Regions from separate parts of the Mus musculus genome. Here regions 2 and 3 are each linked to region 1. Evidence: chromatin loops called from intact Hi-C (ENCODE). Cell type or tissue: left cerebral cortex. All regions are shown on one strand. Region 1 holds the start of Tmem134 (transmembrane protein 134). Region 2 holds the start of Rad9a (RAD9 checkpoint clamp component A). Region 3 holds the start of Tbc1d10c (TBC1 domain family, member 10c).

What was found. Peaks named below come from ENCODE experiments on the same cell type or tissue, not always from the same donor. Only the 100,000 strongest peaks of a DNase experiment are listed, where the experiment ranks them.
Region 2: it touches region 1 in a loop (2.3-fold over the local background); 11 of 42 quality-filtered maps call a loop at or near these places.
Region 3: it touches region 1 in a loop (2.4-fold over the local background); 12 of 42 quality-filtered maps call a loop at or near these places.

What each region holds. Positions count from the first base shown.
Region 1 is chr19:4,121,632-4,129,631 of GRCm38, forward strand. It overlaps Tmem134 (transmembrane protein 134), which reads left to right and starts at 4,329. Exons shown (of 8, transcript NM_001078649.1): 1 at 4,329-4,409; 2 at 4,411-4,569; 3 at 5,426-5,490; 4 at 5,919-6,008; 5 at 6,129-6,205. The coding sequence starts at 4,395. It also overlaps a transcript of Aip not described here. In left cerebral cortex, a CTCF peak has its summit at 4,177 (motif pointing right); DNase peaks (open chromatin) are centred at 3,794, 4,232, 4,880 and 5,263; H3K4me3 peaks cover 2,040 bases; H3K27ac peaks cover 2,096 bases.
Region 2 is chr19:4,200,378-4,208,377 of GRCm38, forward strand. It overlaps Rad9a (RAD9 checkpoint clamp component A), which reads right to left and starts at 1,226. Exons shown (of 11, transcript NM_011237.2): 1 at 1,106-1,226; 2 at 952-1,022; 3 at 552-680; 4 at 88-202. The coding sequence starts at 1,139. It overlaps Gm30082 (a long non-coding RNA gene), which reads left to right and starts at 1,331. Exons shown (of 4, transcript XR_388289.3): 1 at 1,331-1,421; 2 at 1,750-1,861; 3 at 2,007-2,061; 4 at 2,161-2,863. LOC102631992 (a long non-coding RNA gene) reads right to left here. Exons shown (of 4, transcript XR_003952884.1): 4 at 4,872-8,000. In left cerebral cortex, CTCF peaks have their summits at 1,451, 3,033 (motif pointing left), 4,690 and 6,806 (motif pointing right); DNase peaks (open chromatin) are centred at 1,335, 1,979, 2,169, 3,517 and 3 more places; H3K4me3 peaks cover 1,955 bases; H3K27ac peaks cover 3,685 bases.
Region 3 is chr19:4,188,301-4,196,300 of GRCm38, forward strand. It overlaps Tbc1d10c (TBC1 domain family, member 10c), which reads right to left and starts at 2,747. Exons shown (of 10, transcript NM_178650.3): 1 at 2,719-2,747; 2 at 2,364-2,535; 3 at 1,564-1,663; 4 at 1,106-1,213; 5 at 913-1,019; 6 at 644-758; 7 at 1-11. The coding sequence starts at 2,509. It overlaps Ppp1ca (protein phosphatase 1 catalytic subunit alpha), which reads left to right and starts at 3,874. Exons shown (of 7, transcript NM_031868.2): 1 at 3,874-3,971; 2 at 4,445-4,576; 3 at 4,722-4,952; 4 at 5,467-5,571; 5 at 6,167-6,390; 6 at 6,472-6,606; 7 at 6,682-7,119. The coding sequence starts at 3,917. The coding sequence ends at 6,792. Rad9a (RAD9 checkpoint clamp component A) reads right to left here. Exons shown (of 11, transcript NM_011237.2): 10 at 7,881-8,000; 11 at 6,898-7,782. The coding sequence ends at 7,687. In left cerebral cortex, a CTCF peak has its summit at 3,728; DNase peaks (open chromatin) are centred at 3,763 and 4,512; H3K4me3 peaks cover 2,239 bases; H3K27ac peaks cover 1,940 bases.

The sequences.
Region 1 (8,000 bases):
GCGGAGCCTGAGCCTGCTTAGGGGCGGGCCTTTGGTTGTCCCTCCCCTGCCAGTTGTGCTTAGTTGGCTTTATAGGGGTTGCAGCTCTCCTAGCTGTGTGCCACTCCATTTAAGTTGTAGATGCCCTATTATCGGCACTTCAGTTAGAAAAATGAAAAACGAAAAACACCGCTTCACCTGTGTATTCCCTTTGGGCCTTTTTTGTTTTGCTTTGTTTTGTTTTTTAGAGGCAGGGTTTCTCTGTGTAGCCCTGGCTGTCCTGGAACTCACTTTGTAGACCAGGCTGGCCTCAAACTCAGAAATCCGCCTGCCTCTGCCTCCCAAGTGCTGGGATTAAAGGCGTGCGCCACCACCGCCCGGCCCCTTTGGCCCTTTTATTTTGCATACTTTAGCATAAGTTATAACATCTAGATTCTGGACTCTAGATTCACTTGTCTTAAGAAAAAAAAGGAAGGAAACCCGGTGTGGTGACACATACTTCTCTGTAGTGTCTTCATCCCTTATATCATAACCAGGAAGATTATTTTCTTTCCCCTGAGCCCCAAGTCACATACTCTGACTGCTTCACTTTCCAGCAAAAAGTCTTGAGGGGCTGGAGAGATGGCTCAGCAGTTAAGGGCACTGACTGCTCTTCCAGAGATCATGAGTTCAAATCCCAGCAACCACATGGTGGCTCACAACCATCTGTAATGAGATCTGATGCCCACTTCTGGTGTGTCTGAAGATAGCTACAGTGTACTTATATAATAAATAAATAAATAAATCTTAAAAAAAAAAAGTCCTCAGAGAGGGGACTTTCTGAAGGGAAGAGGAAACATGCTTGGGTTTGTTTTCTATCAACACAGAGAGCTTACAGGCGAGCTAAGTAGTCTGCTGTACTCATCTTGCAGAAAGTACAACAGAAGGAAAGCTGACCGATATGGCTGATAAGTATACACCAGAGCATGAAAGATGTAGATAGATAAAAATAATAACATATTATCCAGGTTGTTGTGGTACACGCCTTTAACCCCAGCACTTGGGAGGCAAAGGCAGGTGGATCTCTGAGTTCAAGTTCAGATTGGCCTACAGAGGGAGTTCCAAGACAGCAAGAGAAACCCTGTCTTGAAAAACTAATGATAACAACAATAACAACAACAATAATAATAAATAAAATGTTAAGCTAGGGACTGAGAGTGTAGCTCAGTGTTGGAACATTTGCCTAGCATTTGAGAGGTCCTGGGTTCTTTCTCTAGCATACACACACACACAAATTAAGCTAATTTAATACACTACATAATCCTATCAGTATTCTCAGTGAAATATCAGTCACGAAAAAAATAGCGTATGGCCTGGAGTGATGACTCAGCAGTTAAGAGCACTGTACTTCTTTAGAGAATGTAAGTTCCATTCTCCACACCCACATAGCAATTCATAACCTTCTGTGAGTCCAGTTCCAGAAGACAATACGTGTTCTTGTGGCCTCTGTGGGCACCAGGCATATCTGTAATGCACAAACATACATGCAGGCAAACATGCACATTGAAAAATAATACTGTATGATCACACTTACTGAAGTGTCTACATAGACAGCTCAGAGACAGAAAGTAGAACGGTGCAGTGGGAATGGGGAAGTTGTTTTTTAAGGAAGGACTGAGTTTCTATTTTACAACATTACAAAGCTCTACAGACTGACTGGCCACACAATACTATGAATTCATAACTGAACTGTGCAGTTTGAAACTGTGAGGAAGGCCAGGTAATGTTATCTGTATTCTACTTCAAGAACAAATTTTGTTTCATACAGGCAAAAAAAAAAAAAATGCAAGATGAGAAAGACAGACTAAAGAGCAAGTAGGATTTCTCCCAACAATGTAAGACTGGAATACTTGAGATCGACTTATTCCTCAATGAGACAACTCAATGGGGAAAGTCCTTGAGACAGGGTTGAAGGATGGCTCCATGGTATAGAGTGTTGCTGTTCCAGACAACTGGGGTTTGGTCCCCAGCCCCCACTTGGCCACTCACAATTATCTGTAACTCCAGTTCCAGGGGATCTTCTGACCTCTACAGGACCCAGGCACTGGCATGCATGCAGGCAAAACACTCATACACATAAATATTAAAGAGAAGGGCAGAGGGAACAGAAAAGGGAGGGCTTGATAAAGGCATTTGCCTCAAACAGACCATCTGAGTTAGACGCCTGAGTCCACATGGTGGACAAAAAGTGCCTACTCCCATTAAGTTCTCTGACCTGAGCCGGGCGTGGTGGCGCATGCCTTTAATCCCAGCACTCGGGAGGCAGAAGCAGGTGGATTTTTGAGTTCAAGGCCAGCCTGGTCTACAGAGTGAGTTCCTGGACAGCCAGGGCTACACAGAGAAACCCTGTCTCAACCCCCCCCCCCAAAAAAAGTTCTCTGACCTACAGATGCGCCATGCATCTGCATGCTCACACAGACTCCTGTGCACACACAAAAAGAAAATAATTAAATACATATGGAAAGGCAGGAGGGAGGAGAAAAAAGGAAAAGGAGGGAAGGGTGTGACAGAGGAAGAAAGGAAGGAAGAAAAAGGGGAAGCAAGAAGGAAGAAAGAAACCATGTATAGTGGTAAGCCTGTAATCCCATTATTAGGCCAAGGCAGGAGACCTCTAGCTTGTCCATATAGTGATTTCCATCCTGGTAAGAGCCACAAAGGAAGATGTCAGTGTCAGAAAGACCTCACCAGCCAGCAAAGGAGACAAGGACAGAGAGAAGCATCTGCTTGTGTCCATCAGAACCACCGGGTCTGAGAGAAAGCCAGAAGCCTCAGGGTAGGTGTCACCTCACCACAATTCAGGAAATCGCCAAGGTACACTCCCTACAACCTGGACATCCACCTGCTGGAAAAGGAGGCCTCCCACCATTCACAGGAGACAACAGTGATGTGTGCATGAGGCCAACCTCAGCCTGACTGCTGCGGAGCTGAGTGTTGGAAGCCCAAATGGTACCACGCCTACAGCTCATAGAAACAGCAAACAAGATGCATGTGGAAACCATTAGCACTGAGTGGAAAAATGGAAAAATGTAAACAACAGAATGCACTTGATACAGGAGCCCATGTTTGTACACTGCAAACACATCCATACAGAAGACAATGCCACGTAAGAGCCAGGCTGGGTTGAAACTCAGTGAGGCCAGGTCTTGGGAGAAGAAGGGGAGGGGAGGAAGATGGGGATGGAGGGAATGGGGGGGGGGGAATGAATGACCACAACTAGAGAGGAGCCTCTTTAACCATAAAATGAGAAGTTGGGTTGACTCAGTTCTTTATGGGAGATCATAAAATGTGAGGGCGGTTGGACGTGGAGGAGGGCAAACACTTTGTAAGCTAGAAAGATATGGGTTCAAATTTCAGACGTAGCACTTTGACAAACTGCCACCGATATTTACTATTATTTATACATCTATTCAGTTCCAAACACTCCTGAGCACTGAAGAGAAAGCAGTACTATAAAAGCTAAGGCAAAAAGATCAGGAATTCAAGGCCAGAGTGAGCTAAATAGGGAGCTCCTCTTCCAAGAAAACCAAAAAAAAAAAAGAAAAAAAGATAGAAGGGAATGCAGACTCAGTGCTAGAAAGATTGTTTTTTAATCACTTTAGCTGCCCCATGTATTCTGAATTGGAGAAAACAATATAAGCTCTGAGCCTCAGTGTCCACATCTGAAAAATGACAAGGACACCCCTCCATTGGAAGCTGTGGTGAGTAGGATGGAGGAACAGGTCCAAGAGTTTCTATGGCACTGGAGTGCGGACTGGAATCCAGGCTACCTCATGAGGTTTGAGCTGCTGGGCAGAGAAAGCAACCACACACACACCTCACACCCCTGGGCAGAGAAAGCAACCACACACACACACACACACACACACACACACACCACGCAACCACACACACACCTCACACCCCTGGGCAGAGAAAGCAACCACACACACACACACACACACACACCACACACACCCCGTCACACACACACACACACACACACACACACACACACCACACACACCCCGTCACACACACACACACACACACCACACACACCCCGTCCCTCCGTCCCCCCTCCTCCCCTCCCCCCTCCCTTACAAGCACAAGCTTAGATCGGTCCTGGTCACAGCCGGGGCTGTCGCTCACCAAGGGAACCTCTGGGGGGCGCCGCGAGTCCCGCTACCCGCGAGACTCTGACGCGATCCCGAAGCAACTCTGCATTCTGCTGCTCAGGCCTGCAGAGGAGGAGCGGGCAAGGGCGGGGCGGTTGTAGAGGGCAGATCTTCGCTCCCAGGGAGACGGGGCGGGCCCTGTGAGGGCGGGCCCTGTTTGGTGGGCGGGGCCGTGGCGGGCTCAAATGGCGGCGGCGCTGGGCGCCTAGGCCGGCGGGGGCCATGAGCGCCGCCCGGCCCCCAGTTTAGCATCGATGATGCCTTCGAGCTGACCCTGGAGGACGCGGGGCCTGAGCCCGAGTCCAGCGGGGTCGCCCGCTTCGGGCCGCTGCACTTCGAACGCCGGGCTCGGTTCGAGGTGGCTGATGAAGACAAGCAGTCCCGGCTACGCTACCAGGTGAACGGCCCTGCTCGTCTCACCCTCTTGTCCAGGATAGGGCGGAACCCCAGGCCGGGCCCCGGAGAATTCTAACTCCGGAGCCTCTGCCTAGAGACCCCAGCGGAGCGGAAAATTGTCCCCTAGACGTGTCTGCTCATCCAGATTTATGTCCTTGCCCTCTGAGCTCTGAGTTCGGTTCCAGTGCAGCTGTGGAGAGCCGGAAACTCGGACTAGGAACCCAGGCCTTAGCAACAGTGTAGAACCCACCTGTCTTGAAGACTGACACCCCAATATCACTCCGAGGAGTTTGGGGAGTACTTCCAATCTGAACCAGACCTTGTCGATATTTACAGCATCCCTTGAGCCCCAGATCACGTGACCTATGGAGCCTCCGCATCCCCTCTGCTTTGAGAATCACCCTAAAAGTGGAGGTCCCCACACATGATGTGTTTGCCCATCTCTTCATACTAAACCACACCATAAATCATTGTCTCAGGTAGCTTCCCCCAACCCTATCGTTCTTTAGGACGTAAGACCCAGAGGCCTGTGCTATGCTATACCAAATCCAAAGTCTCTATGTTGGGTCCCTGAAAAATCCTGAGAGCCTCATTTGAGTGGTCACCTGCTCCTGGGATCCATGCTGGCAGCCCACCCCTGCTGGATTCTGTGCTGAAGCCCCCAACAGCCACCTACTTCCTACCCAGGTTTTGGTTTCTGAATCATCAAACCGGTTCCGCTGGGAGGGCAGGGAGAGGCAGGAGAGCAGCTGCCAGATGTGCCAGGCAGAAGCTGTCAGGCTGCCTTTCTCCTCCCCCCAGAGGGCAGTGGAAAGGCCCATTCCTGAAGCTTATCTGAACCTTATGTCCTGTAACAGAACCTGGAAAATGATGAGGACGGAGCCCAGGCCTCTCCGGAGCCGGATGGGGGAGTCAGCACCAGGTCAGGGCCAGGTGGGGACCCACCCTTCTTATCCCAGGCCCCGTGTCTCAGGCTCCTGTCTGCAAGGACCTGCCCAGTCCCAACCAGATGCACTTACCTGTCTTACAGGGATTCCTAGCCCTGCTTCTCTCATGGGATCTGCTGTCCAGCTGGGTCACCTTACCCCAGTGCCCCGGTCCTCCACCTTATCAATGCCAGGCTTTCTGTCTTCTAGGAATCCTCAGTTTAATCCAGTCCCCACCCTCTTTCATTCCTCTTAACACACACTCTATTCTGTAATTCCTTTTCACCCCCTACCCTTGACCTCCTTCTGGACCCTCTATCCTGCAGGGGTTAACCTCAGTCCCTAGATACACCTTGAGTTTATCTCTCAGCTTCTGTCCCTCTCTTTATCTTCCCTGCCCCCTCACCATCCTTCTGTCCTTCAGGGATTCTGGGCACATGTCTGTCCGCAGCTCGCAGTGGTCCTTCAGCACCATCAGCAGCAGCACACAGCGCTCCTACAACGCCTGCTGCAGGTGAGAGCCTCCTCACTTGGGGTTCAGCTTCCAAGTACCTTCTGCTTCTGCCTGCCAGCCAGCCCCAGCTCCCTGCCTGCTTCACCTCCTTGACCTCCGTCTTGCTCTCCTGCCACCCAGCTGGACCCAACATCCTTTGATCCAGAAAAACCGCCGGGTAGTGCTGGCCTCCTTCCTGCTTCTGCTGTTGGGGCTAGGTGAGTGTCCTAAGGACCTAAAACTTCCTCCCTCCTATGAGCAGGCTCTGAAGCACCTTAGCACCCTAGGCCTCCCTGTTGGTACTGAGCATACAGGGCTGTGAGGGGATTAGCCCCACTCTCCTGATCATCTGGCCAGAGTCACAAAGGGAGGGAAAAAAATGGAACCTGGTTCAGTACTTTTTTAAGTATTTCCTTTTTTTTTTTTTTTTTAATTTTTCTCTATTTTTTTGTTTGTTTGTTTGTTTTTGTGTTGTTGTTGTTTGAGACAGGAGTTTCTCTGTGTAGTCCTGGCTCTCCTGGAACTCACTATCTAGACCAGGCTGGTCTGGAACTCACAGAGATCTGCCTGCCTCTGCCTCCCTAGTACTAGGATTAAAGGCGTCCACCACCACCACAACCACCCAGTCTTTTTTTGAAGTTTCTAAAAATTATTTTTCTCATATTTTTGTTTTATGTGTATGTAGATGTGCCATGTGTGAGCAGTGTCCAAGGAGGTCAGAAAAGGGAATTGGATCCCTGGAGCTGGAGTTGCAGAGGGTTAAGAGCCACTGTGTGGGTGCTGGGAACCAACTCTGGGTCCTCTGCAAGAGTAATATGTGCTCCTAACCCTGAGCCATCTCTCCAGTTCCTTACCCCCTTTTTAAGTCGTTTTGAGACATAGCCCAGACAATGAGGTATGATCTTGGACACTTGACCATTCTACCCCCACTCCCCATGCTCTGGAATTAGAGTTATATGCCATTATGCCCAGCTTACCTTGGTTTTTGTTTTTTGGTTTGTTGTTGTTGTTCTGTTTTGTTTTTAAAGGTTTATTTATTTATTATATGTAAGTACACTGTAGCTGTCTTCAGACACCCCAGAAGACAGCATCAGATCTCATTACGGATGGTTGAGCCACTATGTGGTTGCTGGGATTTGAACTCAGGACCTTTGGTAGAGCAGTCAACACTCTTAATAGCTGAATCATCTCTCCAGCCCTACTTTCTTATTTATTTAATTATTAATTTATTTATTGTTTTTTTCTAGGCAGGGTTTCTCTGTGTAGCCCTGACTGTTTTAGAGCTTGCTATGTATACGGGGATGGCTCAAACTCAGAGGTCCTGCCTCTGCCTCCCAAAAGCTAGGATTAAAGATACATGCTGCCTGCACACCCCCGCCCCAGTTGTTTGGGTGGTTTTGTTTGTTTGTTTGTTTTAACTCAGCCTGAGGATGAGTTAGGCCACCAGAGGATGGAGAGGTAACAGTTTCCATTGATTCTGTGCTGACTATTGACAGGTCCGTGGTTTTCACCTTAGAGCGGTGAGCAGCATCCAGAACCTGTTCATGAAGGCAGGCCAGGTGCTGGGGATACTAGTGTCCCTGAGGCCAGGTATCAGCTGTGGTCTGTGATCAGACCAGGACCTTTCTCCACATCACATTGTTCAGTGAAGGAAACTGAGGTCCAGCGTAGGCAGATTTAACAGCCACGTATTTCCGTCTTCTTTATGGGACTGAGATGCAGTGTCCCAGAGCATCCAGAGTTGGGATCAACATGGGGCCATGAAGACTAACCATGGCTGCCTCCCTAGGTCCTCTTCCCTTCCTTCTCCAGGAAGGTCAAAACTCCCAGCCATCCAGGTCTCCTGGCCAGAAATCTAATCTCCATCTCTAGGTGTTTGAGTTTAGGACACAGAGCTGCTCCTTGCTGGCACCACTTCAGGCCAGGCAGTGGTGGCACCTATCGCTAGCTTCTCCTCGACCCAGCAAAGCAAGTGTTGCTAGCATCCTGGCTTGGGAAGTAAGGCACAAGCTC
Region 2 (8,000 bases), 79 kb after region 1:
AAGGGAAATGGTCTCAGGGCTTGGCAACCTCCACTGCCACTGCCTCCACACCCACAGAGGAACTCTTTGGGCAGGCCGCTTGCTCACCATACTTGCAGTGGAGCTGGACCACCAGGTGGCTGTGGCTGCCACTGAGGGAGATACAGCACTTCTCCACAGACTTCTCCACAATTGCCAGAGAGCGGAAGACGGACAGGAAGGCCTGGGCAGGGTAGGACATCAGTCTGGCACACTGCTTCCACGGCCCAGCTCTACATCCCATGTAGGCCCTGGCCCCATCACTGGCCCCACAAAGCTGTGGTGTCTGCACACTCCCATGCTGCCTTGCCCATGCTGGTCTCTTTGCTGGGAAGGGCCACTAACCTTTTCTTGACCAATGTCACCACCCTCTCCACAGATCTTAGATAGCCCTCTACGGTCTAAACATCTTTACCTCACTGCATGTTGCATGGAATAGCTCCCATATGAGACTAACTCCCTAGTCAAACTCATCATTTACTGAGTACCTGGCACAGAGGCACAGCTGTGGAGCTGCTTCAGGTGGCCCTTACCTTCATCAGGATCTTACAGCGCAGCAGGTCCTGACCAGGGGAAGCCGCCTGGTACTGCTGGAAGAAGAGTGGGGCAAAAAGGAAGCAGGCATAGGCAGAACGGGACGAGTTCACAGTCCGTAGGGAGAGCTGAGACACAAAAAGCAGGCAAAATTGCTTTTCCCTTAAGTTACTTTAGCCCCACCTTGCCTGCCACTAGGCGTTCTAGGAAGAGCAAGTACCCTCTGTATAGACATGCAGCCTCAGAAGACTGGGCCCAAGCCGATGTCCGAACAACCCAAGAGATAATAAACTGCGCCGGAATATCTGTCCACCATCCCTGTAAGGCCGAATGAACACCAAGCCTAGGCTCCCCATTCACCATTGAATCCGCCCCCATCCCTGCGTCCCAGTCCCTTACCCCGTCCTTCAAGGGTTCCAGATAGAGCTCGTCCCCGATTCGGGATAGCGAATGGACAGCCTTGCCCAGCACTGCGGGGAGGAGAACAGAAAGTGGTTAGGGGGACTCCTGGGGCTTGCTCACGTGGTCTGCTGCAAGGTAGGTCCAAACTTACCCTTCACGTTGCCCCCGGTGATCAGGCACTTCATAGTACATAAGCACAAAAATCGAGCTTGTTTTGCACACGAACCGGGACGGGATAGGACATATAATGAGTCCCAGCAGCTACTACGACTGCCTAAAGTTCCCTTCCCGCGCACCGTCCCCTCCCCGCTGCCGGCCTGGCCTCCGCTTCCTTATTGGTTCACCCGGGGTTTCTCCGTCACGTGAGAAAAACGTTCCTAAGCTCGGTGTCACGTGATCTAGTCGGTTCATTGGGTGTGGCCCGGGTCACGTGACTGCGGAGGGCTTGCTCCTGTGTCCTTCCTCAGGTCTGATTCTCCCACCCGAACCCGAGCCCTGCACACCCTGCAGAGCTCTGCAGCTCCACTGGGCTGCACTGGGCATAGGTGAAGGGCATACTAGATGGAGGAGCAAGGTGTCTGCACCAAGGATCGAGCTCTGGACCAGAGCCCTAACGTGGGAAGTGTAGACCCTCCCGGGTCGCTAACTTTAGTGTGTGGGGTTACAGGGTCAAATCAAGATAGTCCGCGCTCAATCTGGGCTGGGGATTCTGTTGTGGCAGCAACCACCAGCTCCCCTCAAAAAACGTAACTCGCTTCAAGAGCGATGAGAAGGGGCTGTTCATTTTGCTTTCAGGATCCTTCACTGACCTTCGTAAATACATGGAAAGATGAGAAGGTTCTGGGACAGAAAAGGGTGGAAGGATGGACTTGTCAGAAGGAGGGGCAGAAGCAGAAGCACAATGGGGGTAGGCGAATATGGGTGAATGGGGTGTCCCGAGCCTTGTGCGGTAAGGGGTGGGGAGGCAGAGCTGAAGGGATGAACTGGGAAGCCCTGGGAAGGCTTAAGTACTACGCGGGGTTTGGTTTATGTACATTTTACCAATTACCCAGACAGTGTGGAAGGATGAAGATTTTCAGCTGGGACGCATTCACCTTGCTCTGGGAGGTAGTTCAAATGCCTAGAGCAACCCTTGCCCATCCCCCTGCGGGCCTGTGGGTAGTGGGGAGGGTGTGTTTGTTACCTAGCCCCTCTTTGTTTTTCTAGGCTCCTCTCCCTCTCCAAGTGCTTCTTTCCTAGAGCCTCCGGGGAGGAGGCGGCTTTCCCTTTCCACATCCAAGGCAAGCTGCATACAACGCAGAGGTGTCCAGTTCTCTGTTAGACTGGGAGTTAGGGGATTACCAGCATCCTCTCCTCCTCACTTGCTCACGTCTTCGGTGGATTCTGGCTGCTTCATTTCCCAAACAGATGGCAAAGTGGCCCTCCTTCTGTCTCCACTGTCCTCCTTTCACTGTCCAGACACAGTCCTCAGTGACCCGCCCCCCCCCCCCCCCCCGGTGGGCTTAACTCTCCTGGCAAAGTCCAGTCTCTTGATCAGGAACTTTGAGGATCCAGGTCCCACAGAGGTCTTCACTGTCTCCTACCCCACATGATCACCTATCTCCATAGCCCTGCCAGGCTCTTAGCGGCCACTCTGGCTGCTTCCAAGGCTGTAGCCTGCTTCTCCCATGCTGACTTCTCTTCCTGGGCTCAACAGCAAAGGTTCCCTCAGCAGAGAAAACCCTAGGCTTTGAGCCATGGTGTGTCCCAGTTTCCTCTGTGTTTAATATTTGTGCTTCCTGCTGTTGTGGCTGCTGCATGTGGGCAGGAACTGCTTCTGTTTTGTTTATTGCTCTGTGTACTTCCCACCCAGCCTAGGATCAATAAATAGGTGTTGAGCCAGGTATGGTGGCTCATGCCTATAATCCTACCACTAGCGACTCGAGAACTTGAGAGGCCAGCCTGGGCTATATAGCAAGACCCTGTCTCAAAAAAATAGAAAAAGGAGGGCCTAGAGAGATGGCTCAGTGGTTAAGAGCACTGGCTGCTCTTCCGGAGGACCTGAGTTCAATTCTTAGCAACCACATGGTGATCTGATGCCCTCTTCTGGCATGCAGTACAGATAGAGCACCCATATAAATAAAAGAAATACATCTTTTTAGAAAGAAAGAAAGAAAGAAAGAAAGAAAGAAAGAAAGAAAGAAAGAAAGAAAGAAAGAAAGAAAGGAAGGAAGGAAGGAAAGGAAAAAGTTAAGTATGTGGCACAGTTTAACCAGGCTGCTCCACCCTCCACCTCTGCCCACAGCACCCCCTCTCCTGATAACTCTACTCTCCCATGCTTAGCCCATGTTCGCACAGGTTTGTAATCTCAGGTTCTTGGAGGGCTGGGGTGGAAAGATTGAAAATTCAAGGCCTATTGAGATGACAGAGAACGTTCAAGGCGAGCCAGGCGGGTGGGGGGGGGGGCATAAGCTGCTTCTGTGCGGCCTGAGGACAGGAGCTCCGCAGCCAGCAGCGGGCCCAACAGGAAGAACCCCGAAAGCTGCCCGCTGACGCCCACAAGCACTCCACGGAAGGGCTGCCAATCTCACACACACTAATAATAGATGTAAGAAAAAATAAAGGGCTGGAGTGTAAATCTGAGTAGAACACATATCTAACATTCAAAAGCCCTGGGTTAAACCAGGCCTGGTGGGGCACTAATTTAATCCCAGGAGAGGCAGAGGGGTCTACAGAGTGAGGGAGTTCCTGGGCAGCCAGAGCTACACAGAGAAACCCTGTCTCAAAAACAAGCAAGCAAGCAAGCAAATCCCCAGTGCTTCCTGTTTCTTCTTCTTAAGATATCCTCCCACCCTACCCAGGACTGGGTGAGATCTTAAAACATCCTCCACTTCCTCCCCTGTCCCCTGCCTGAGCAGCCAGGCTGTCTCAACAGGAGACAGAAGGCGAGGCTCCCTGGAAGACAGAAGGCTCCCTGGAAGCAAAGGAGACGGCTGCTGATTGACCTGTTCTGTCCCTGACATACTGGGTGTTAAGGTGCTATTCTAGTGTATATGAGGTCGTATATACTAGGAGAAGGAGAAAGGATACTTTAGAGTGATCACCCTCCTGTTTTCTCACTCAATGCCAGAAACCTGTAGTACACTGGACTGCGGAAGGTAAGGAACAGGATGCTCGCCCAGACTCCCTCCAACCTGACACTTAAGATCCTGAAGGGTTTCCCTGGGGTGTAATCCTTGCAGACAAACTCTTCTAGGGTCTGTTCCCTGCCCCATTCCTGGGTTGTGAGTCTAGTATGGAGCTTTCCAATCCACCATTCTGTCTTGCAGTTAGCACATCCAGTCATGCAAGTTTACCCACAAGCACAGTAAGAGGGGGAGGGAGCTGGGACCCACGGGAGACGTTATTATGTTGAGTGGGAGATGGATCACCCAAAGAGGGCTTGGGTCCATCCTGAAAGTAGAGCAAAATGTGAGTCCAGCTCTGTGCACAGATGGCCTGGAGCAGGCCAAGGCCCCTCTGCACCTCCATTTTTCCCTCAAATGCAGTTGCAAGAGATGATGGGATGACCTCAGGATTCAACCCCCAAACTTACGGTGTTCACCTCACCCCATGTTGGAGGCAGCTTCCTACAAAGGTTCATTTGCTTTGTGTAAATGTAAGTGTATCTGGGACGGTGATGAAGGGTGGCTGCCACTGCAAACCCTCAGAGGCATCCTCTTGCCGGGACCCAATTCCTTCTAGAACCACTTCCCCCTAGCTGTTTAGGGCTGAATCACATCACAGGGAGCCCAAAGCTGGGACTTGGTGCTCAGCCATCCACTGCATCAACACATACAGCACACATTGGGTGCAATTTTCCAAGTTTGGAACAGAGACAAGATAAAGCTCCCTGATCTCCGAGTATGGTGTGTAGGTGCTACAGGGAGGACAAAAGGATACTGGGAGAGGAGAGGGGAGGGGAATGCTGGGAGAAGAGAGCCTCCTCTAGAACAGCATGTCCAGGTAGGGCATTTGCCTGAAGACCTGAGGAAGGGAGCTACAAAGTGAGAGCCACGGCTCTGGGGCTGGGTTGGGAGGGTCACACAGGGCAGCTGACAAAGAACAAGGCACTACAAGTCATTGTGAAGCTGCACCTTGGGGAAAGGCAGGAATCTATGGCTCTGGGAATATGCTGTCACGTGGGAGTTTTGACAAACTGGCGTAAATAGCAGAAGTGCAGAAGAGTTTGGAGAGTTGGGGTTCACCTGGGTTTGTCTTGGTATAGGCTGTAGATACGGCATTTGTGTGCTTACTCTGGGGTAACCAAGTAGACATGGCAGCTCTGAGATGTTGGGGCACTAGGAAGGGAGAACACCATTTGGCCTGCCTGTGACGCACGTGTAGCACACCAGGTGCTGCCAGCCCCCGCTGCCAAGCCCTGCCCAGGGTTTCTTGTTACCTGGCATCTGCCCCATCAATCAGAGCGATGTTTGGCACGTACCATTAGTTTGATGAATCTATGCTGAATAAGTGAAGAACAAAGATTCAGAACCTTTGCAAGACTTGAATTCTGGCTCCATCCAAAGTTGTGTGAAAATGGGCATTAGGCTGGTGGGTTTTTTCTTCTTCTTAGAGGTGGGGTTTCTCTGTGTAGCCCTGGCTGTCCTGGAACTCACGCTGTAGACCAGGCTGGCCTCGAACTCAGAAATCCGCCTGCCTCTACCTCCCAAGTGCTGGGATTAAAGGCGTGCGCCACCACTGCCCAGCTAGGCTGGTGCTCTTAAAGTCTGAATTTTCTAATGTATAGACTGGAGGTACTCAGGGTCACTCCTTTGATGAGCTACCGTGAAAGTTTATTTAGTTCATGTGTACAAAGCTCTTTCAATCTGCTATTGCAATGATGGTATCCTATCTGCTCAAACTGTGTAGTCCATCCTTACTGTAGCCTAAGAATCAGAGAGGGCAACAGAGCAGACCATCAGATTAGTCCAGGATGAAGGGATCCTGGAGGAAAGTCTCCCCAGGAGAAGGTACAGAGAAAGGCATGGAGCCCACAGGCTGGAGAACCTTCTATGACTGTGTCTGGGACAGGAGGAAGAAGCAGCCCTTGAGAGCAGCTAAGAAAGCAGGCTGCTGCTCTTTTGAGCCACTATGTGGTCCTTCCATTCTGGGTTTTCGCTGGTCCTGAGCCCCCAGAGCAGGCAGGATGGTAGTGCTTATGTCTTTCAGGGTCTTCTGGAGGTTCCCATGGGATAAAGATATGGCCACACTCTAGACACACAGACACAGTGCACACACGAGGGACCAGGACTTTTCAGTCTGCAGGGCTGGAGGTAGAGGGAAGAAGGAATGGAATTTTTCAAACCCACAGGGGGATGGAAAGGGGGAAGCTCAGCTTGTTCACCAAAACCTGGCATGCTGGAGTTACAGGGCCCCCTTGGAGTGCAAGTGAGGTAAGTTTAGGACAAATCAAAGGCAGCATGCTTCACCCAGCAGGGGAGGACAGCGATGGAACTCATTACCCCAAGATGTGGTCCCGGTTGGAAATATAAATAGCTTCACAAAAGGTTTAGATAAATCCACGGATGACAGCTCCATTCATGAGTTAGAAGGGAAAAGAGGCTGTTTGGGGGCCCCCTGGGCAGGCATCAGGGAGGCAACCTGACCTCCCTAAAGACCACCCCTTGGGGGTCCTGTTAAAGACAATACCATTGCCACAGGAATTCCAGAAGGTGACAGAGTTTCTGTGGACCAGGATATGGCCCGAGTCCCCTGTCTCCTGAATGTTCCCTACACTTAACCAGCCACCGCTGGGGAGACATGGACATCAACCAGCTCTAGGGAAAGCAGGTTGGCCAGGCTGTCCCCCTATGGGACCAGCAGAGGGAGACAGACACCACATCCAGTCCCAGATCCCAGGGCAAATCCAGGGTGGCTGGCCTGACCCTGGGTCAAGCATGCATCTGTGGGTACCAGTCTTGATTCCTGTCTTATTTTAGGTCCCATAAGAGGAAACAAGGCAAAAAAGGTGTCATTCCAAGGTTTTCTTGTGGACATGAAGGAGCTTTCAGGATATAGAGACAGAATGGGGAAGGATCACAGATTAAAAGCAGGGTTGCTTTAGAGCTAAGTTGCCTGCCTCTATGATCTTAAGCAAGTTGTACAATTTGTGCTTTGGATTCCCATGTGATAAGGTGGCACCTGCAATAGCACCCGCCTCAGGTGGGCTGTGTGAGACTGTCCGTGGGGAGGATTTAATTTTTAATGTGTAATTAATTAATTTTTTTTTTTTTTTTTTTTTGCACTTCCAGGCAGGTAAGTAAGCAGCAGCGGCATGTGGGAGACTAGAGGATTCTTGAATCTCCTTGGAGCTCTGCAATTTGCAAAGCCTTTGCTTCACTGTTTCATGTGAGCCTCACCACAACTCTGAGGATTTTGTGAGGTGGAGAGGGTCACTTGTAGCTGGTGGATCTGGGCCTCCACTCTACCCAGTGCAGAGGATAGAACTCAGAACCCTGCTTGTGCATGCTCAGCCACTGCAAATCCCAGTCTGGAATTTCTGATAACAAACCCCCTGATGGATCGATCTGTCCAGAGTCCTTGTTGGGTCAGAGGTTGAGGAAAGGCTGGTTCCGGGCACTCTGGTCTGCGCTGAAGCATCCTAGCAAGCTGCCCACATGTCTAGTCAGTATTAAAGTCACCTTTCCATGTGGCCCTGGAAGGCAGGCTGTGTCTAGGTCTACATTTGACTCAGCAGCTGTTTCGGGAAGCCTTTGGGAGGTAACAGGACTGCACAGACATGGGTACCAGTTCCTCCCAGCTCTATACTCTTCTGTTGGCCATGCAATTCTCTCTGACCAGTCAGGGGGGTCGCCCTTGACCCTCAAGCCTCGCCATGCCCTCAGCCCCTGTTTCACTATCACTGTTCTGTTCTGGGACAGGAAGGCTCTGAGAGCCCTGACTCACACACAGTGCCTCTGCCTCCTCAGTGCGGGATGAACTGTGTTCCTCACTGTTGTTATGTTGTTGACTCTGTTTGTTTGTCTGCAGTGCTGGGGACCAGACTCAGGGCCTCATGGACCAGG
Region 3 (8,000 bases), 67 kb after region 1:
CAGAAGGCCTCCTGAGGGCAGGGCACAGGCCTGTGAGTACTCATTAAGGAATTGTCCACAGAGTGGGAGGAGGGATGGGGACAGGCACAGGGGCCTGCATTCATGCCACTTCCACCCTGCTCAGAGCCTGCCCTATCCTGGAGGTGAGAAGTTGGAAATCCCAGGGCCTGGGGTTCTTTATTTGAGGGCCACAAGGCAAAAGTTGGGAGGCTTTCAGAGTTTATAACCCAGAATCCTAAGGTCATTTAGGTTCCCCCCACGCCCACCCAGGGCCAAGGCCGTAACGCTCCAGATCCCCAGTGCCACAAATGAGAAGATAGGGAAAGCCAATGCGAGGGGTGCTCCTGGCAAGCCTGGCCTTAGTACAGAGTTCAGGGTCAACATGCAAAATGTTAAAGGGAAAATGTTCCAGACTCCTAGATCACTGCGGTAAAAGTCAAGATCAAGCATAACAGATTTAAAAAAAAAAAAAAAGAATAACAGACTTAATGGTTACTGAGATTGGTGGACATGAGGCTTTGGACAAAGAACAGTGCCTGAAGTAAAGGAACACATATTTCTGAGGTCCAGTACCTGGGGTTGGGGGGGGGTGTCTCAGATCACTAGGGGTTGAGGGTCTCAGAGCAGGGTCAAGGTCACTCACCTCTGGGGGTAGATGCATGAGCAGCACAGCAGCTACAGGTCCCTGAGCCTGGCAGTATCCCTGCTCTGGCCGGTACAGGGTGTAGGCCTTGAGAACCTGCAGCAGCCCCTGCTGCCTGTGCCAAAAGAGCTCATTAAGGCTAGCCTCCCAGGCATCCCCCTGCCTGCCCTCTGTGGCCTCTGCCCAGGCCAGAGTCTCCCTCGTCCAAGGATGTAAAAGTAGAACTAAAGAATCTAGCATGAGGAGCGTGGGTATCCCTGGCCTCGTACCCGTGTCCCTGGGGTGACACAAACATCTCATGCAGAGGAAACTGACGGTGCAAGTCTCTGCCAATGGTCTCCATCCACTGCGGGTCCCCGGGGGCTGCTGCCAGCTCCTGTTGGTGGGAGGAAGGGAGATATGGAGGGTCAGGTGGCAGGGAGCTCTGAGAAGGGGTAGTAAAGATCCTGCCAACTTTCTTACCTGGTAGGTGCCAGGGTTGTTCTTCTGACACATCCGGGCCCCACACAGGAGGGGCCAACACCGGGCACGCAGGGCTGAGGGGATGCCCTTGCGGCACTGGATCTTTACCTGTGGGTGAGGTCAGATGCATTAGGGTTTCTTCTGCTCTCTTGCTCTCAGGCACAGCTTGCTTGCTTCTTTCTTTCGGTCTTTTCCTTCCTTCCTTTCTTTTTTTGGTTTTTGGATACAGGGTTTCTCTTTATAGCCCTGGCTGTCCTGGAACTCACTCTGTAGACCAGGCTGGCCTTTAACTCAGAAATCCGCCTGCCTCTGCCTCCCAAGTGTTAGGATTAAAGGTGTGCGCCACCATTGCCCAGCTCTAAGCACAGCTTTTCTTTGGTCAAGAGTCCACTTGGGAAGCAGAAGCAGGGGGATTGAGAACTTTGGGAACCAGTGTATGTACACCTCTTTTTCCTTACCTTCTTGTATCGTCGGGACATGGTCTTCTCCCAGTGTAAGGTCATTTCCACCCATTTCATCTCTCGCTGGCGGATGAGGTCTGCAGAGGGTTGACAAAGCCTGGAGGCACACAACAGACACAGTATCAAAGGTAAAGGAAGGGGATTTGGGTTTCAATAGGGATAGAAACTGGCCAGGCGTGGTGGAGCACTTTAATCCCAGCACTCGGGAGGCAGAGGCAGGCAGATTTCTGAGTTCGAGGCCAGCCTGGTCTACAGAGTGAGTTCCAGGACAGCCAGGGCTATACAGAGAAACCCTGTCTTGAAACAAACAAACAAACAAACAAACAAACAAACAGGAATAAAGGGATAGAAGCTGGAAAGACTAATGGGATGAGGAGGTATTTAGGGTAGGTCTATTTGGCTGTCCCCTAAAACAGAGACAGAGCTAACTCATAGGGGAAGCTGGGTGGATAGTGCCCTGGACTGGAAGCCTGAAGTCCTGAGTCTGAATCTGCTTCTTTTTCTGATCTGCTGTGCGATGTGTCAAGTTTCTGTCTGTGATTAACTGTGTAAGGGAAACCTGGAGAAGAGAAGACATCCAAATTTCCATCTGGGGTTCTTGGACCAGAGGTTAAAAGGGAAAGGATGTTCAGCTTTAGGGGAAGGTACAGATCGTCAGAGGATAAAGAGATAAAGCACACCCCACCCCCACCCCCACCCCACCACGCGGAACCGAGCAGTGACACCAGCAGCTGAGTTTTGGGCTAGTGTCCTCAGTCTCTGGACCCTACTCTCTCCCCTACCCATGCCTCACTCACCTCAGTTCACCTGAGTTGCCCCCAATGAAGCCATAACGGTCAGCCTGGCGATATGGACTGGGCCCACTCAGCTCTGAGTCAGACCCTAGGGAGCTAGAATCATCCTGTAGTTCTGATAACAAGTCCTCTCCCAGGGCCTGGGCCATTCTGCCCTGGACCCCAGTGTCACAGGCTGCAAGACATACAGAGAGCCAGTGTGAACAGCCAGACTCAGGCTGGGGATTCCAGCCACCAGTCCTCAGTCACAGGGGACTAAGCCCCCTCTTTTGCTGGGGAGTCGGGTAGACCCTGAGACCAAGTCTCTGTGCAGAGCCCCAGCCCCAAGCCTGGCCCCTACCCCAGCAGCCCGGCTCACCTCCTTGCTGCACCTCACCTCTTCTTCTCACTTCCTCCTCAGTCTCAGCTCAGCAGCTTGCTGGGGGCCCCTCCCTGGTGGGGGGACTCCCCCCTTCCTCTGTGAGGTTCTTCCTGCTTGCCCTAGTGCCAGAGCCACGACCTCCTCCCATCCAGAGGATGCTGGGTGTATTGATTCCCTGGCTGGCCCAAATTGAAGATGACAGGCCACCTTCAGTTTTACCAAGTAAAACCAATTTATGGTTCCAATAATAATTATCCTTTAATGTCATCCCACCCCTCCAACCCCCTGCCCCGGGTTTTTTGTTTTGTTTTGTTTTGAGAGTGAAGGGGTAGTGTGAGAACAGGGTCTTATGTAGCCCAGACAGGAGATGACCCTGAACTTCTGATCCTCCTGTGTCCAGACTCCTGAGTGCAGGAATTTCAGGCACTGGAATTATAGGTTTACGACACCAAGCCTACTTTAATGTTCCTTCCAGAGCCGGAGCTGGAACCTCAGGCCTTGCACATGCTAGACAAGTCCAAGTACTCTACAAAGGACTTACAACATGAACGAGATACAACGTATTACATCACTTATGGAAAAAAAATGGACGTAGCAGGCACCAAGGCAACCTGGACCAAAACACTGCTTAGAGTTCAGTAGCAGGTGTTCATGGGTCTGGCCATAAAGATGGAGGTGAATGTGAGGCTCCGGAGGTCTGGAGCCCACTCTCAGTATCATTAAGCCTTAGTTTCTTTTTCTGCACTTCGAGGAATTTATTTAGTGTTTGAGAAGTCAGCGATTAACATGCTCATACCACAGTCCCACGCAGGGCTGGGGTGGGAGAGACTTGGAAAGAGAAAAACAATTCCTACAGTACTTCCGGCCCTAACTCATCTGAACGCGGCAGGGCGATTCCTCCAGGGTGGAGCCGACCTAACCCCGCCCTACCGAACCCCGGCTCACCACCCCTGCCAGCCCCGCCCGCTCGCCCGAGGCCCTCTCGGGCTGCGGAGCTTCCCGTCCAGGGGAGGCGCTAGAGAGCGGGGAACTACGGACGCGGCAGGGCGGGGCGGGGCGGTCGACCGAAGAGGAGGGGCGGCGGGCCGGGGGCGGGCTGGGGAGGGCGGAAGGAGAGCCAGGCCGGAAGGAGGCTGTAAGAGGGCGGGAGGCAGGAGAGGGCCCGGAGCTGGTGGGCCGGAGCGGCGGCGCCGCCATGTCCGACAGCGAGAAGCTCAACCTGGACTCCATCATCGGGCGCCTGCTGGAAGGTGGGCAGGGGTAGGGAAGGTGCGCTCGCGCCGAGCCCGGGCCCCTCGCCGTCTGGAAGTGGCGCGCGGGCGGCCCGCCGCTCCCGGGGGCTAGCGTCGCTTGGGCGGGGACAGGCCGTGAGGATCCATGGCCACGGCACCCCCCCCCCCCGCGGGCGCCTGGGCTTTGGAGCGCGCTCAGAGGCCGGGGGTGCACGAGTGCCCGGGACTCAGGGTGAGGCTCCTGCGAAGCTAGCTGGGAAGGGATCCCGAAGCGAGGAAGCTTCGGCTGACAGGCTGCTGAGCACAGGCGTTTCTCTGGAGGCCCTCCGGGTGGCTAAGGGGTCGGATCTTGCCTTTGAAGGCCTGACGCAAAGGTTTCGGGGTGAGGGGGTGGGGGCTCACTTGCAACAGTTGCCCCTGTTAGGGGGGCGCGACACCTACCCTCGTCCGGTCTGCGAGGTCAGGGTCCCAAGACCCTATTCCGTACTCAGTGCAGGGCTCACGGCCTGGGAAGAACGTGCAGCTGACAGAGAACGAGATCCGTGGTCTGTGCCTCAAATCCCGGGAGATTTTCCTGAGCCAGCCCATTCTTCTGGAGCTTGAGGCGCCCCTCAAGATCTGTGGTAAATCCTTGCACAGAACCCTTTTGCTTCCTGAAAATAGCCCCTACTCGTGCCCCATTAACCGTGTTCCTCCACCCTTTAACCTATTGCTGGCCCTGGGGTCAAGTTTACATCTTGCACCTACCTAGTTTTCTCTGGTTCCCAGGTGACATCCATGGCCAGTACTATGACCTTCTACGGCTGTTTGAGTATGGTGGCTTCCCTCCAGAGAGCAACTACCTCTTCTTGGGGGATTATGTAGATCGGGGCAAGCAGTCTTTGGAGACCATCTGCCTGTTGCTGGCCTATAAGATCAGATACCCGGAGAATTTCTTTCTACTTCGTGGGAACCATGAGTGTGCCAGCATCAACCGCATTTATGGCTTCTATGATGAATGTAAGTGCTTTGAATGTTGCTGTCTGCCCAGAACTACATTCCCTGCTCTTCATGGGCCCCCTACATTGGTCTAGTGCCAAAAGACCCCCAATGATGAGCCCTGTAGGGCCCCAGCAACACGTCTGTCGTCCTTGGCGCTCAGGAGGGGCCTGGTGAATGGATGTACATGCAGGGCTGCCCATTTGCTAAAGCCACAGCCCTGCCTGATGACACCCCCTTCTAGTACATTCCTTAGTAAACATTTAGGATGCCTGTATGAATAAAACAGACCCACTCCTGGTTTGGCCTCATCCATGGGACCAGAGTGGGTACCACCATCATGGTTGGGCCAGACGAGTTCAGGTGTTGGAATTCTGGAAGGTAGATGAGGGTAGAGCAAAGAGAAGAATGTAAGCTTTCTTTGCTTTTCGGTCTTTTTTTCTCAGCTTTGTCCCTGGATGGGTGCACAGAAACCTAGACTGGGGTTGGGGGTTGGGGGTGTAGTCTTCCCTATGAGCCGCTTCCTTTTGCGCAGGCAAGAGAAGATACAACATCAAACTGTGGAAGACGTTCACTGACTGCTTCAACTGCCTGCCCATTGCAGCCATTGTGGATGAGAAGATCTTCTGCTGCCACGGGGGTGAGAGTGGTTGTGGGTCTGTGCTTGGGTTCTTGGGCCACATCCTTAGGGGCCTTGTAAAGTTAACAGAACTCTTCTCAGTTCCCTGGAATAGCGCTCCTTGAATCTCATCTTGGATATCGCTTATTAGGGGAGATTACCACACCCCCGTTTGTTTTTGAGACTGGCTTTCTGGGTAAAACCCTGACAGTCCTGGAACTCACTTTGTAGACCTGGTTGGCCTTGAACTCACTAGAGCTCCTGCCTATCTCTGACTCCCAAGTGATGGGATTAAAGGCATGCTCCACCCACCAGTTTGGTTGCACTCTTTCCTGTTGTGGCATGAGGCATCCTGTAGTCAACTCATTAATCTCCTTCTGCCCCCCCACCCCCGAGGTCTGCTATCTGTACTTCTAAGTGGTGGTGTCATATAAAGTGAGTTCCAGGACAGCCAAGGCCACAGAGAAATGGGGCCAGTGGGGAAGTAATGGATTCTGTCTCCCTGAACTTAAGGAGCCCAGATTAGCGGTGGGAACAGTGGAGCTGTCCCACCCCAGAGCTGGGCACAGGACAGCACTTGGTTTAAGGAACACTATTCCCACTCCACCACCCCCAGGCCTGTCTCCAGACTTGCAATCCATGGAGCAGATTAGGCGTATTATGCGGCCCACAGACGTGCCTGACCAGGGCCTACTGTGTGATCTCCTGTGGTCTGACCCTGACAAGGATGTTCAAGGCTGGGGCGAGAATGACCGTGGTGTCTCCTTTACCTTTGGGGCTGAGGTGGTAGCCAAGTTCCTGCACAAGCATGATTTGGACCTCATCTGCAGAGCACATCAGGTGGGCTGGTGGCCTGGGGCGGGCTGGGGGTGGGGGTGGGGTGCCTAACTTACAGACTAAACCGTTCCTGCCCTGGCCCAGGTTGTAGAAGATGGCTATGAGTTCTTTGCCAAGAGACAGTTGGTGACACTCTTCTCAGCTCCCAACTACTGTGGAGAGTTTGACAATGCTGGTGCCATGATGAGTGTGGATGAGACCCTCATGTGTTCCTTCCAGGTGGGTGTGGGGAAGAGGCTGCCCAATAGACGCCTGGCTCAACCCCAGGACCCTGATGAGTGTTTTCTCTTCCAGATCCTCAAGCCCGCTGATAAGAATAAGGGCAAGTATGGGCAGTTCAGCGGCCTGAACCCCGGAGGCCGGCCCATCACTCCACCCCGCAATTCTGCCAAAGCCAAGAAATAGCCTCCATGTGCTGCCCTTCTGCCCCAGATCGTTTGTACAGAAATCATGCTGCCATGGGTCACACTGGCCTCTCAGGCCCACCCGTCACGGGGAACACACAGCGTTAAGTGTCTTTCCTTTATTTTTTAAAGAATCAATAGCAGCATCTAATCTCCCAGGGCTCCCTCCCACCAGCACCTGTGGTGGCTGCAAGTGGAATCCTGGGGCCAAGGCTGCAGCTCAGGGCAATGGCAGACCAGATTGTGGGTCTCCAGCCTTGCATGGCTGGCAGCCAGATCCTGGGGCAACCCATCTGGTCTCTTGAATAAAGGTCAAAGCTGGATTCTCACCATAGCCTCTGTCTCTCTTGTCCCGTCCCAGACAGTGGGCCAGCAGTTCTTTGGTACAAAGCCACCTGGGAGGGCAGACTGAGTGGCTGAACATGGGCCCAGCCAGGGCAACACCAGTGACACACAATCAGGTCCAGAGGCTATTAGGATTCTAGGCCAAGGCCCAAGTGTTAGGAAAGAGAAACAGTTCCTTTGGCCCACAGGAGGGTCTGGCGGGGAGTTCATGATTGGCAGAGGGTGTTCAATACTGATCTTCCTGTTTTAGAGGCAGGAGACTGAGGAAGCTAAGTTTCTGGCTTTGGCCAGAATTTGTATTCTAGAGCCTCAAAGTAAAGGATGAGGGATCTGTCAGGTGACAGGTGGGCACCAGAGACATGATTGGTATAGGCTGAATAAATACAGAACACAGACCAAACATGGTTCCTAGGCAGCTCTGCAGCAGACAGCCAAGTGGGGTATGCCTTTTTCCATTTCCATGTCCATGTCTAAGGACTGACGCCCAACTCAGTGGGCGGGCCTGCTTCTGGTCCGTGAGCCTTTGAACACAGACTTTAATTTCTCAAATTCACCCTTCACCATCACTGTCTTCAGCCAGCACAGGGTTGGGACCCTGCGGGGAGTGTACAGGGGCCAGGATGGAGCCAAAGAACAGTGAACGAAACTGGAAAGAGAATAGAGAGAGCCCAGTTAGTCTTGGAAGCTGCTTCCTTCCTTCCTTCCCTCCCTCCCTCAGTTCCTATCCCAACATCCAGCTTTTACCTTCTTGGGTGGGGGAGTCCCAGGCACTGTACTGGGCTCAGCTTCCTCCTCTGAGGTGGGGGCAAGGTCATGGGAGGCCAGGGAGACAGGTGGGAGGGATGTGGAAGGCTGTGCCCCGGA